2 separate regions of the Mus musculus genome follow, and region 2 is linked to region 1. Evidence: chromatin loops called from intact Hi-C (ENCODE). Cell type or tissue: heart. All regions are shown on one strand. Each heading gives the region's core, and the rest is flanking DNA. Links, peaks and the distances in the headings are about the cores only. Region 1 holds the start of Srsf7 (serine and arginine-rich splicing factor 7). Region 2 holds the start of Dhx57 (DEAH (Asp-Glu-Ala-Asp/His) box polypeptide 57).

Evidence for each region. A loop is a pair of places that touch in the nucleus more often than their neighbours do. Peaks named below come from ENCODE experiments on the same cell type or tissue, not always from the same donor. Only the 100,000 strongest peaks of a DNase experiment are listed, where the experiment ranks them.
Region 2: it touches region 1 in a loop (4-fold over the local background); 1 of 42 quality-filtered maps calls a loop at or near these places.

Annotation. Positions count from the first base shown.
Region 1 is chr17:80,205,731-80,211,108 of GRCm38, forward strand. It overlaps Srsf7 (serine and arginine-rich splicing factor 7), which reads right to left and starts at 1,575. Exons shown (of 8, transcript NM_146083.2): 1 at 1,445-1,575; 2 at 118-298. The coding sequence starts at 1,472. It also overlaps a transcript of Gemin6 not described here. In heart, for the core only: a CTCF peak has its summit at 2,984 (motif pointing right); a DNase peak (open chromatin) is centred at 1,641; H3K4me3 peaks cover 2,325 bases; H3K27ac peaks cover 2,381 bases.
Region 2 is chr17:80,287,104-80,292,481 of GRCm38, forward strand. Dhx57 (DEAH (Asp-Glu-Ala-Asp/His) box polypeptide 57) reads right to left here and starts at 3,373. Exons shown (of 24, transcript NM_001163759.1): 1 at 2,953-3,373. Morn2 (MORN repeat containing 2) reads left to right here and starts at 3,109. Exons shown (of 5, transcript NM_194269.2): 1 at 3,109-3,234; 2 at 5,222-5,275. In heart, for the core only: a CTCF peak has its summit at 4,244 (motif pointing right); a DNase peak (open chromatin) is centred at 3,098; H3K4me3 peaks cover 2,115 bases; H3K27ac peaks cover 1,595 bases.

The DNA.
Region 1 (5,378 bases), core at 116-5,115:
AGGCCAGAGACACTATCAAAAATAAGGTCCACCCCCAGAGAGTCTATGATTAGCACCGAGATTACTTATCCAGCCCGAGGGAATATTTTAAAGAAATTTGAAAAACAACCCACTTACTTCCCATCCAATCCTCGAACTGCATCCTCTGCATCTCTAGGGTCTTCAAATTCCACAAAGGCGAATCCTGGAGGATTTCTGGCAATCCACACAGTTCTTAAGGGCCCATAGTAACTGAATGCCCTTTCTAACTCTCCTTTACCAGCACCAGTTCCCAGGTTACCAACATATACCTTGGTTTCTGTTTAAAAAATGTAAACAGAACAAATGTTATTCAACGTGTGATAGGGAATTCATTTCTTTAAAACAGACCATCCTTAAAGAGCTGTGCAACGTACACGTTTTGTTTTGGAGACTCTGAGCCAGCTAAGTGATCTACTCGGAGCCACCCTACAACTATGTTAGCTATACATCGCTCAAACGACTCTCAGGCCTCAACCTCCCTGAGGCAGCTAGTGCACCACCAGGTCTGGCTCCCTTTATTTAGAGGTCTTCACCAAGTACTAAATCTTACAGCGTGAAAGACTGGAAAGCCAGACCTGCGACCAAGTTCTGGCGCTCTTATAGGAAGGAAACCCTGGGAGACTGCAGCGGGAGCATGGTAGACTTGAGGCGTGCGGGGTGGAGGTGGGGCCCGGCTCGGGCCCGCCCCGCCCCCCGAGTCCCCGCAGCCTCGGGCACAACAGCGCGCGGGCTCCGGCGGCCCGGCCTGCGGAGAGGTCTACAGCGAGGATCAGGGCCGAGCCAGTTCCCGGCTTCCACAGCAGGCGCAGGCTCACCCGAGTCCCCGCCCCAGAGCCAGAAGCCACGCTCGAAACGGCGAAGGAAAAAAAAAGAGAGAGAAAAAAAGCCGTCGCCGCTTGCAGCGGTCTTCCCCTCGCGCTACTCCTCATGCCGACCAATTGTTGGACGACGCGCAGCTCGCAGCTGCCGGTTTCGTTCCGTCTCCAGCCCAACCCGAATCTTAACGCCCATCATCACTCCCCGGCTCCAGTGGCGGGAAAGCGCTGAGGAAATGCGCCACCACGGTCATCAATGTGCTCAAAATGGCAGCCGCCGCCGCCGCCGAGGGCGGGGGGTGGGGTGGTGGAGGCGGGCGGCAGCGCGGAGAAATGGCCAACGCCACCACGGCGACCCCGCCAGGCTTCGGCCTGTCCAGGAGAGACCAAAAGGCGCCAAGCGCCCGGGCCCTAAGCGGCACACATGCCCTCCAGTCCCGCTCGCCCTCCTCCTCCCCGCCCCCGCGGCCTCGGGCTTCGTACAGCGTGCGCAGGAGCCGCCATTACGCACGCGGAATAACCGTCTCTAACCGCCGCGCCGCCCCTGCGGCCCCGCTCTGCTCGGTCGGCGGGCAGCACCGTCCTCCCCTGGGGCCCTGGCCGCTTACCTCCTCCATACCGCCCGTAGCGTGACATGATGGCCGGCCCGTGTACTCGGCTCTAGCTTGGAATGCTCACAGCGCGAGTAGCACGGAAGCGGCTGCGCAACCTCCTCTGCCTGCAATCCCGGCGGCACTACAAGGAAGAGGCCGGAGTCGCGCTTATATAGGCGGCGGGCGGGGATTCTTTTTTTCTGCGCATGCGTTGTGTCAACGTTCTGCGCGGCACAAAGAAGCTGGGCGGAAACAGCCTAGAGGCGGGGCGGAGGGAACTTAGAGCGAGACTCTGCGAGCGGAGCGGAGGGATACGTTTCCATGGGAACGCCGGGATCTTGCCCATAAACCTGTGGCCTTCCGGCGGTCTCCTGCTCCCTCCCCTCCCCTTCCCCTTTCCTGAACCCTGTGGGTCCTCCTAACCTCTCCCAACCCTTTTACCTCTTCATTTTAATCTAGGAACTGACAGCGACCGTAACCTAAGTACAGGTACACTAGACCGTTCTGTGAAAGTCCGTAAAATTTAACCGCTGCTGTCCCGGTCGCCACCTTTGGGGTACCTGGCCTAGTCTGTGTTCAGTGATCTTTAAGGCTCAACAGAGGTAATTAAACTAAGACCAGTGTGAAAATAACCCTTACTCCACAGTTATGTCTAATGGTTATTGCATCACGGGCCTCAAAAGGGATGACTTCCCCCGGGGAGTCTGCATAATACCTCTCCTTTTTGCACTGAGTCACTAATTTGTTAGTTTGATCTGAGTACTTGGGGGTTTGCTGAAACAAAGGGATAGGGTTGTGGAGAAGGGGTTCTGGCAATGTTAAAGTTGTGGCAAAACTGTAAAAGTTTGCAAGCATACTGAGCCGAGACAATTCTTGCATCTGAAGCACAAATTTATTTTTCCCTTCTAGTGCTTTGGATTTTTTAAAAGTTGTGTGTGAATTTTTACTTAAAACCTTACAGCTCAGCCACTCAATACGTATCAGTCTCCCTGAGTTGCTTAAAATCTGCCTTTGAATTCTGCATTTGCCAAAATTCAACTCTAAAAAGAGAGCTAAGTTCTTTTTTTTTTAAGATTTATTTATTTATTATATGTGAGTACACTGTAGCTGACTTCAGACACTCCAGAAGAGGGAGTCAGATCTCATTACCGGTGGTTGTGAGCCACCATATGGTTGCAGGGATTTGAACTCATCATTTGAACTCAGGGATGACCTTAGGAAGAGCAGTCAGTGTTCTTACCCACTGAGCCATCTCACCAGCCCAAGTTCTTTTTATCAACCAGCAAAAAACAAACAAACCAAAAAAAACAAAAAACAAAAAACAAAAAACATTACATCGTAACTACTTGGAATACTCAAGGGTTGGAAATTTTACACATAAAAGAGGAAGTTCCTAGGTACGTGTATTTCATCTCCGTTTTCATTTGCTGTGTGTGGATTCAGGTGTGGAGTGCTTTCTCTAAAGGAGTCCTTCTTGGTCAATAAAGCATGAGACTCTTTTAAAAAAAAAAAAAAGATTCATTTGTTATTTATACGAGTACACCGTGGCTGTCTTCAGACACACCAGAAGAGGGCATCAGATACCTTATAGATGGTTGTGAGTCACCATGTGGTTGCTGGGAATTGAACTCAGGACCTCTGGAAGAGCAGTCAGTGCTCTTAACTGCTGAGCCATATCTCTAGCCCCTCCCCCCCTTTTTAAAAGCAAAGACTCTTAAGTACTACTAATTTATATGTATGTTGATTTTCAAATATTTAAAATTATAGTGTCTCAACAAAAATCTCTGGCAAGAAAATAGAAACTCTACACAGTGAAGTATATTGTTCTGCCTCAGTCTTACTACACAGTATATTGTTCTGCCTCAATCTTCCTGTGTTTGCTTGCCACAGGAACTTCTGCAGTCCAGGCCTCCCACAGATTCACTATGTATACAACCCAGAGCTTTTTTTCATGCTAGAGAAATATTCTTCTAATCTGCTTCTCTCTGAAAGGCATTGAGCAATAATTATAAACATTTGTATTCTCTCTGAAGGAATAGCAATTCTATAAAGTCTAATTCCACTTTTTTGTTTGTTTGGGATTTTGTTTGTTTGTTTTTCAAGATTGGAGTCTTTCTGAGTAGCCCTAGCTATCTTGGAATTCTCTCGGTACACCAGGCTAGCCTGGAACTCAGAGAGACCCACCTGCCTCTGTCTCTTGAGTGCTGGGATTAAATGTGTATGCCACCATGCCCAGCCTCTAGATTTGAGTTTAAATGAATCTACTTGGGTCAACACATATTCTAACATTTGCTAATATAAGCTATTGAGTGATTATTATTATGCCACAGTTGTTAAATCTTGGCTATTGGGGGCTGGTGAGATGGCTCAGTGGGTAAGAGCACCCGACTGCTCTTCCGAAGGTCAGGAGTTCAAATCCCAGCAACCACATGGTGGCTCACAACCATCCGATCCTGAGATATGACTCCCTCTTCTGGAGTGTCTGAAGACAGCTACAGTGTACTTACATATAATAAATAAATAAATAAATAAATAAATAAATCTAAAAAAAAATCTTGGCTATTACCACATTAAAGTTGGGGGTTATGGCTAAGACAGGAAAATAATTAGAGGCCAGCCTGGGTTACATAGTATTATAGTATTATAATCCTATGATCTGCATAGGAAAAACCCTATCTTTGAATTTAGAACAACAAAAAAAGGAAGGCAGAGTATTCATAATCTTTTTACATCAATTTTTTTGTTTTGTTTGGTTTGGTTTTTTGAGACAGGGTTTCTCTGCGCAGTTCTGGCTATCCTGGAACTCACTCTGTAGACCAGGCTGGTCTTGAACTCAGAAATCCACCTGCCTCTGCCTCCCAAGTGCTGGGATTACAGGCGTGTGCCACCACTGCCCAGCCCAATTTTTAAAATTTATCTTCATTTATTAAATGAAAAGAGTTGAACAGTTGTTTTTTGTTGGTGGTGTTTGTTTATTGAAACAGGATCTTGCTGTAAGCTCTTCCTACATCCATCTTCCAGTGTTCTGAGAAAAAGTTGACTATATATGTAATGGTGGTTTTACCTAGTGCCTGAGGCATGCATGCAGGAGACAAGGAGAAAGTTTACTTTTTCTTTCTGCTTTTTCAAGACAGGGTTTCTCTGTGTAGCCCTGGCTGTCCTGGAACTCACTCTGTAGACCAGGCTGGCCTCGAACTCAGAAATTCACCTGCCTCTGCCTCCCAAGTGCAGGGATTAAAGGCGTGCGCCACCACTGCCCAGTGAAAGCTCACTTTTAAATCTTGTTTTCTTCACTGTTTTAAATTTGTTCTTAAATTATTGTCACCTTTATGTCAGATGAGGAAAATTCTACAATAAGACAATCCATTTAAACGTTTTGTGCATCTGTCTCTCTTCTTTTTAACACAAAGAAATAATCTTGCTGGGTGGTGGAAGCACATGTTTTTAATTCCAGCACTTGGGAAGCAGAGACAGGCAGATATCTATGAGTTAGAGGCCAGTCTGGTTGGTATACGTAGTGAGTTCTAGGACAGCCAATGTCTACAACCCCTCAGGAAAAAAATCTCTAACAGTGATCTTTTAATGTGTATTTGTGTATGATATACTTACACATGTACATATTCCCTGCAGGTTGCTCTAAATGTCCATGCTCAACTACATCCTTTCATTATTTTTCTGTAAACCACGATCATCAGATCTCCCAGAATGCTTTTAGAAATTCTGGAGAGGAAAGGTTTTTGGAATGTATAATTCTGTCATATTATAAAAAATGAAGCTGGGGGTGGTGGCGCACACCTTTAATTCCAGCACTCGGGAGACAGAAGTAGGCGGATTTCTGAGTTCGAGGCCAGCCTGGTCTACAAAGTGAGTTCCAGGACAGCCAGGGCTACACAGAGAAACCCTGTCTTGAAAATCCAAAGAATACACACACACACACACACACACACAC
Region 2 (5,378 bases), core at 92-5,091, 81 kb after region 1:
ATGGACCTGGAGGGCATCATCCTGAGTGAGGTAACACATTCACAAAGGAACTCACACAATATGTACTCACTGATAAGTGGATATTAGCCCCAAACCTAGGATTCCCAAGATATAAGATACAATTTGCTAAACACATGAAACTCAAGAAGAATGAAGACTGAAGTGTGGACACTATGCCCCTCCTTAGAATTGGGAACAAAACACCCATGGAAGGAGTTACAGAGACAAAGTTTGGAGCTGAGATGAAAGGATGGACCATGTAGAGACTGCCATATCCAGAGATCCATCCCGTAATCAGCATCCAAACGCTGACGCCATTGCATACACCAGCAAGATTTTATCGAAAGGACCCAGATGTAGCTGTCTCTTGTGAGACTATGCCGGGGCCTAGCAAACACAGAAGTGGATGCTCACAGTCAGCTAATGGATGGATCACAGGGCTCCCAATGGAGGAGCTAGAGAAAGAACCCAAGGAGCTAAAGGGATCTGCAACCCTATAGGTGGAACAACATTATGAACTAACCAGTACCCCGGAGCTCTTGACTCTAGCTGCATATGTATCAAAAGATGGCCTAGTCGGCCATCACTGGAAAGAGAGGCCCATTGGACACGCAAACTTTATATGCCCCAGTACAGGGGAATGCCAGGGCCAAAAAGGGGAAGTGGGTGGGTAGGGGAGTGGGGGTGGGTGGGTATGGGGGAATTTTGGTATAGCATTGGAAATGTAAATGAGCTAAATACCTAATAAAAAATGGAAAAAAAAAGATAAAAAGGTTCTAACAAAAAAAATTATTTAAGAGAACAAGGCTATTACAGAGTAGTTGCTGAATGCCTCACTCAATAACCTATGAGTGGATATATGAATAGGTGGAGAAAGTGAGCCATGAAATACTTGTGAAGAGAACATCCAAGCAGCAGCAATGACAGATGCGAAGGTTTCAAGCTCGGAACATCAATTAGCGCCCTGGGCCAGGTGCTGGGATGAGGCCAGAGTGCACAGAAGGAAATAATAGTTTCAGTTGGGCAACTATTACAGTCGTTCAGGTTAGAGAAAAGAAATGCAGTGTCTTAAAAATGGTGGGGAGGAAGACATAGGGTGTTTACATCGAAACTCCATTGGCTGTGGCTATGAGGGGCAGGAGGAAGTGCCTGTGTCAGGGAGACTTTGAGATAGAATGCTAGCTCCTCAGAAGTTTTACTGTTGGTTTGTGTAAACAGAGCAGAACATTTATACTAAATAGGCTACTCTGGCTTTGGTGGAATGCCGTGTGTGTGTGTGTGTGTGTGTGTGTGTGTGTGTGTGTGTTTAAGTAAAGCTTTCAACAAATGTTTTGGTAACTGATTCTTCTTTGCTGTGGTACCTGACTTCAGTATTAGCTGCATTGTGAGTGGTAGATAAAGGTGGTGGTTTGAGATTTGAATCCAAGACTGGTTAGTTTTTATACGAATGGCAGATTCCCTGGTGGGTGGGTCATTAGCTAGAATCAGGAAAGACAGTTTCTCCTAGGTGAGTGGGACCCCCCCTCCCCACAAGTGGCCAAACACCATAGAGAAACCAAACAAAAACACAAATAATGTCCTCTTTCAATTTAAAGTGTAAAACTTGCCAAGCAGTGGTGGCAGACACCTTTAGAGGCAGGTGGATCTGTGAGTTGGAAGCCAGCCTGGTCCACAGAGTGAGTTCCAAGCCAGCCAGGGCTACACAGAGAAACTGTCTTAGAAAACAAAAACAAACTAACAAACAACACCCCTCAATTATTTTAACTACTCTCTAACCCTAGATCCCCACTAGGCAAGACATCCTGAGCCCCAACCACGAGCTCTCCAAAGGACAGCAGTATATACATACACTCACAAAACCATAATGACATGAAATGATTAACATGTGACTGAAGGAATGGCACAAACTGAATTTTCAATAATCGCATTCTCCCACCCCCCTCCCCCCACCTTTATGTCTTTCCAGACAGGGTTTCTCTGTGTAAATAGCACTGGCTGCCCTGGAACTCGCTTTGTAGACCAGGTTGGCTTCAAACTTACAGAGATCCATCTGCCTCTGTTTCCAAAGGCGTGCACTACCACGCCCAGCTGCATATCGGGTTTTTGTCTTTTTGTTTTTTTTACGTAGGAAGAAAGGAAAACATCAAACATCTTACCACCCAAACCACCCAGCTGGGGTCAATTCATACATTGAGAAATGGCTGAGGAAAAAAAAAAGGCAAGAAGATTCTGTACTGACTTAAAACAAGTTGCCTCACACCAACCCAGAAAAGGTTACATTTTCAACTTGAGCTGTAATTTTCACGCAAAAATCTGAACCAAGATTTACCGATTATAGCGGCATCCGATATCACATTCCCCAGACGTTTTCTGTAGAATACAAATTAGGTTATCTAGTCCGCAGGGAGGAATCCCACTATCTATGTAGCCTGCTAAGATTTCATCTTTCTTTACCATAGACACTGGATCCAAGTTTGGCTCTAAAAGGATCCTTTGTTTCACACCCAAGTTTGGCTCCCACGTACAGCATCGTCAAGCTGAGGTGATGAAAACTGAACCCACACCGCTTGCCTCCCAGGCAAACCTCTGACCACTATACATTCCCCCAGCTCCATTCAGATACCTAGTCATGCAAGGTTCCTTTCTTCAACATCCATCTTCTCCAACCCTTTCCCCAAACAGCCCCTCGGGTCGCCACCGAGCCACAGACAGGAAATGGGGCTGGCGCCCCTCCTTTTCAACCTTGCTCGGAGCCGTGGGTGTGGACGACCTCGACTGCAGATCCCGGGGTTCCCCAGGATTCTGCAGGTCCAGGTTCACTGCCCCTGGGCTGACAGGCAGGACCATAGGGGCTGCATGGTCCTCGGATGTGATCACTAGAGAGGGGAGGCGGCAGGCGGGCCTGGCAACCCCGAACCCGCGCGGCCCCGCACATGCCACGTCAGGCCGTACCTGGCTCGTAGCGTTGCTGGCTGCGGAGCTCAGGAGGCGGCACCCAGGGTCGGGGTCCGGGCTGGGTTCAGCTTCCCTCTTGGACCTCACCCGCAGCAGCCGCCCCGCCCAGGTGTCTTCTGATTGGCTTCTTGCACTTTTGCTTCCGGGTGAGAGGTCGCCCGGTCGCCCCAGCAACCGAGGCCCGCTCTGTCCTAGAGCCCAGCTCCCTCCAGCCTGCCGAGCTGGCGAGCCTAGGGGAATCGCAGAGTCGCGAAAGCCTGTCCTTCACGTCTCCATCAAGTGAGTGCGCTTCCTCTCGGGAGCTGATGGACCCGGAGCCAGCCGCAGCATCCACTCTGGGGTGGAGGGGCACCGACAGCCCGGCGTCGGGGGATCCGGAGATACAGCGTGGGCCCCCGAGTCTGTGGGTTCGCTGTGCCTATCACTCCGGATTTGTTTCCTTTACGGTGCCAGATCAATGGCAGAGGTTCCTGCTAACTCACATAATCCAGAAATTTGAATGTGGAAACGTCACCCCCTTATTTAGAGAATATTAGTTTCTGTAATCGAACTCACACAGATAAGGTTTTACCTATGTAATACAGTGAAGTAAGCCTGTACAAATGGAAAAGAAATTAGCTTGATGTTTCTAGACTAATATGGCTGCTGATTTTGGTACAATGACAACTCAACATGGTTGAAAACACAAGTACAGTTTTCAAAAATTAAACGTGTGTTTAATATATATACATATTTAATATATTATATAATATATATTAACATATAATATATTAATATTATTTTAAATATAGGTATATGTTTATATGTGTATATATTTATATATGTGTATATATTTTTATATATGTATATATATCTATGTATATGTATAAAGAGCAATAATAGTATGTTATGCATCAGTAATAACAACAGCTTTTTCAGGTCCTGTAGTCATCTGAACAAAATTGTAGACGTCTAGCCTCGCCTTAAAAACAAACAAACAGAAAAACACCACCAAACAACTAGAAACAGCACAGGTCTGTGACCATTAGGGTACCAGCACAATATATATATGTATATAAGTATACACATATACATACATGTGTGTGTATTGTACATATATAATTATATGTATATTATATATATGTATGTATATTATAGACATATAATTAGCTTTTAAATCATCTGTAAAGAAGACATCCTGAGTAATATTGGAACCATCTTTGATAAAGCTACCAATTCATATCATGCAGCAGGTAGGAGATATTTTACACTCACATGATACAGTGCTGCCCCCACATTTGTAACACTAGAGGGCGAAAAAGGCATTTGAGACTTCTTTTTACTTTTTTCAGCAGAGGGCCAAATGCTGGTGTGACATAGCTCTGTAAAAGAAGTGCACTCTTTTAGATAGGAATTCCTTTCAGTAGTGTTCAAAGTATTACACTCTCACGAAACAACAAACAAACAAACAAAACCAAAAAAAAAAAAACCCTGAAAACCAAAAAGGGGAAACATTTCCCCGAGATAAAGCCGTACAAGACTATGCTCATCAAACGTGGAAATCTGAAGAGCGGTTGAGGACTGCTTCATTTCCTGTATGATCAGTTGTGTTTAGTAGTGTCCTGCTTAGTAGGCGTTTAATGATTCTGTCTCAAGAGCCATTCATTCCCTAGATAAGCATTTTCTGTTTGTACTCAATACCGAGTCAGGTGGTGGGAGGACATTTCATCGATCTATGGTCCCTATTTTAGTGTAGGTGACTAACTACACATAAGCATTGCTTTACTAAGACCCCTAGTCCTGGAACCAGAGGAGTTTAAGGATGAGAAGAAGTCAGACAGACTTTGCAGAGGGGCCATCTACAGAGTTGGACACTAGCCTGCATGGCCTACATAGGTTCATCCTTTTAGTCAAAAGTAAGAATGAGACATTGAGGTAGAATCTGTTTCTACCCAAAGAAGACGCTCGTGCCTCCGGGAGAGCACAGCATAGCTGCAGTGGGCACTGTGAGCAGATTTCGTAATCTGATAAGCATTGTTAAAGCATCCACTACTGCCTGACTGAAAAAAAAAAGTTAACTTTGTACTAATAAAATCATACAAAATAAATTAAAATAGGCCATCTAGGGAAGATAATTTATTTCCTCAGGACTCTGCACCAGCCAGTAGAAATGCCAGTGTGTCTGTGTGAAGAGAATTTACCGGAATCCTGCTGAAAGCACATGTGCTGTGGGTCTCATGATATTAAACTATTTAAACTTACCTTTATTTCCCTCAATCTCTTAAAGCTTCGTCAGAAGTATATAAGATCAAATTTATATTTCCAAATGGAGACACATACGGTAAGCATGCATCTTAATTATCTTTTCATATAGGAAATTTGTTTTATAAAACCTTTTTTTTTCAATTCTATGAAAAATTTAATTGAAAGTTTTCAAATTTTTC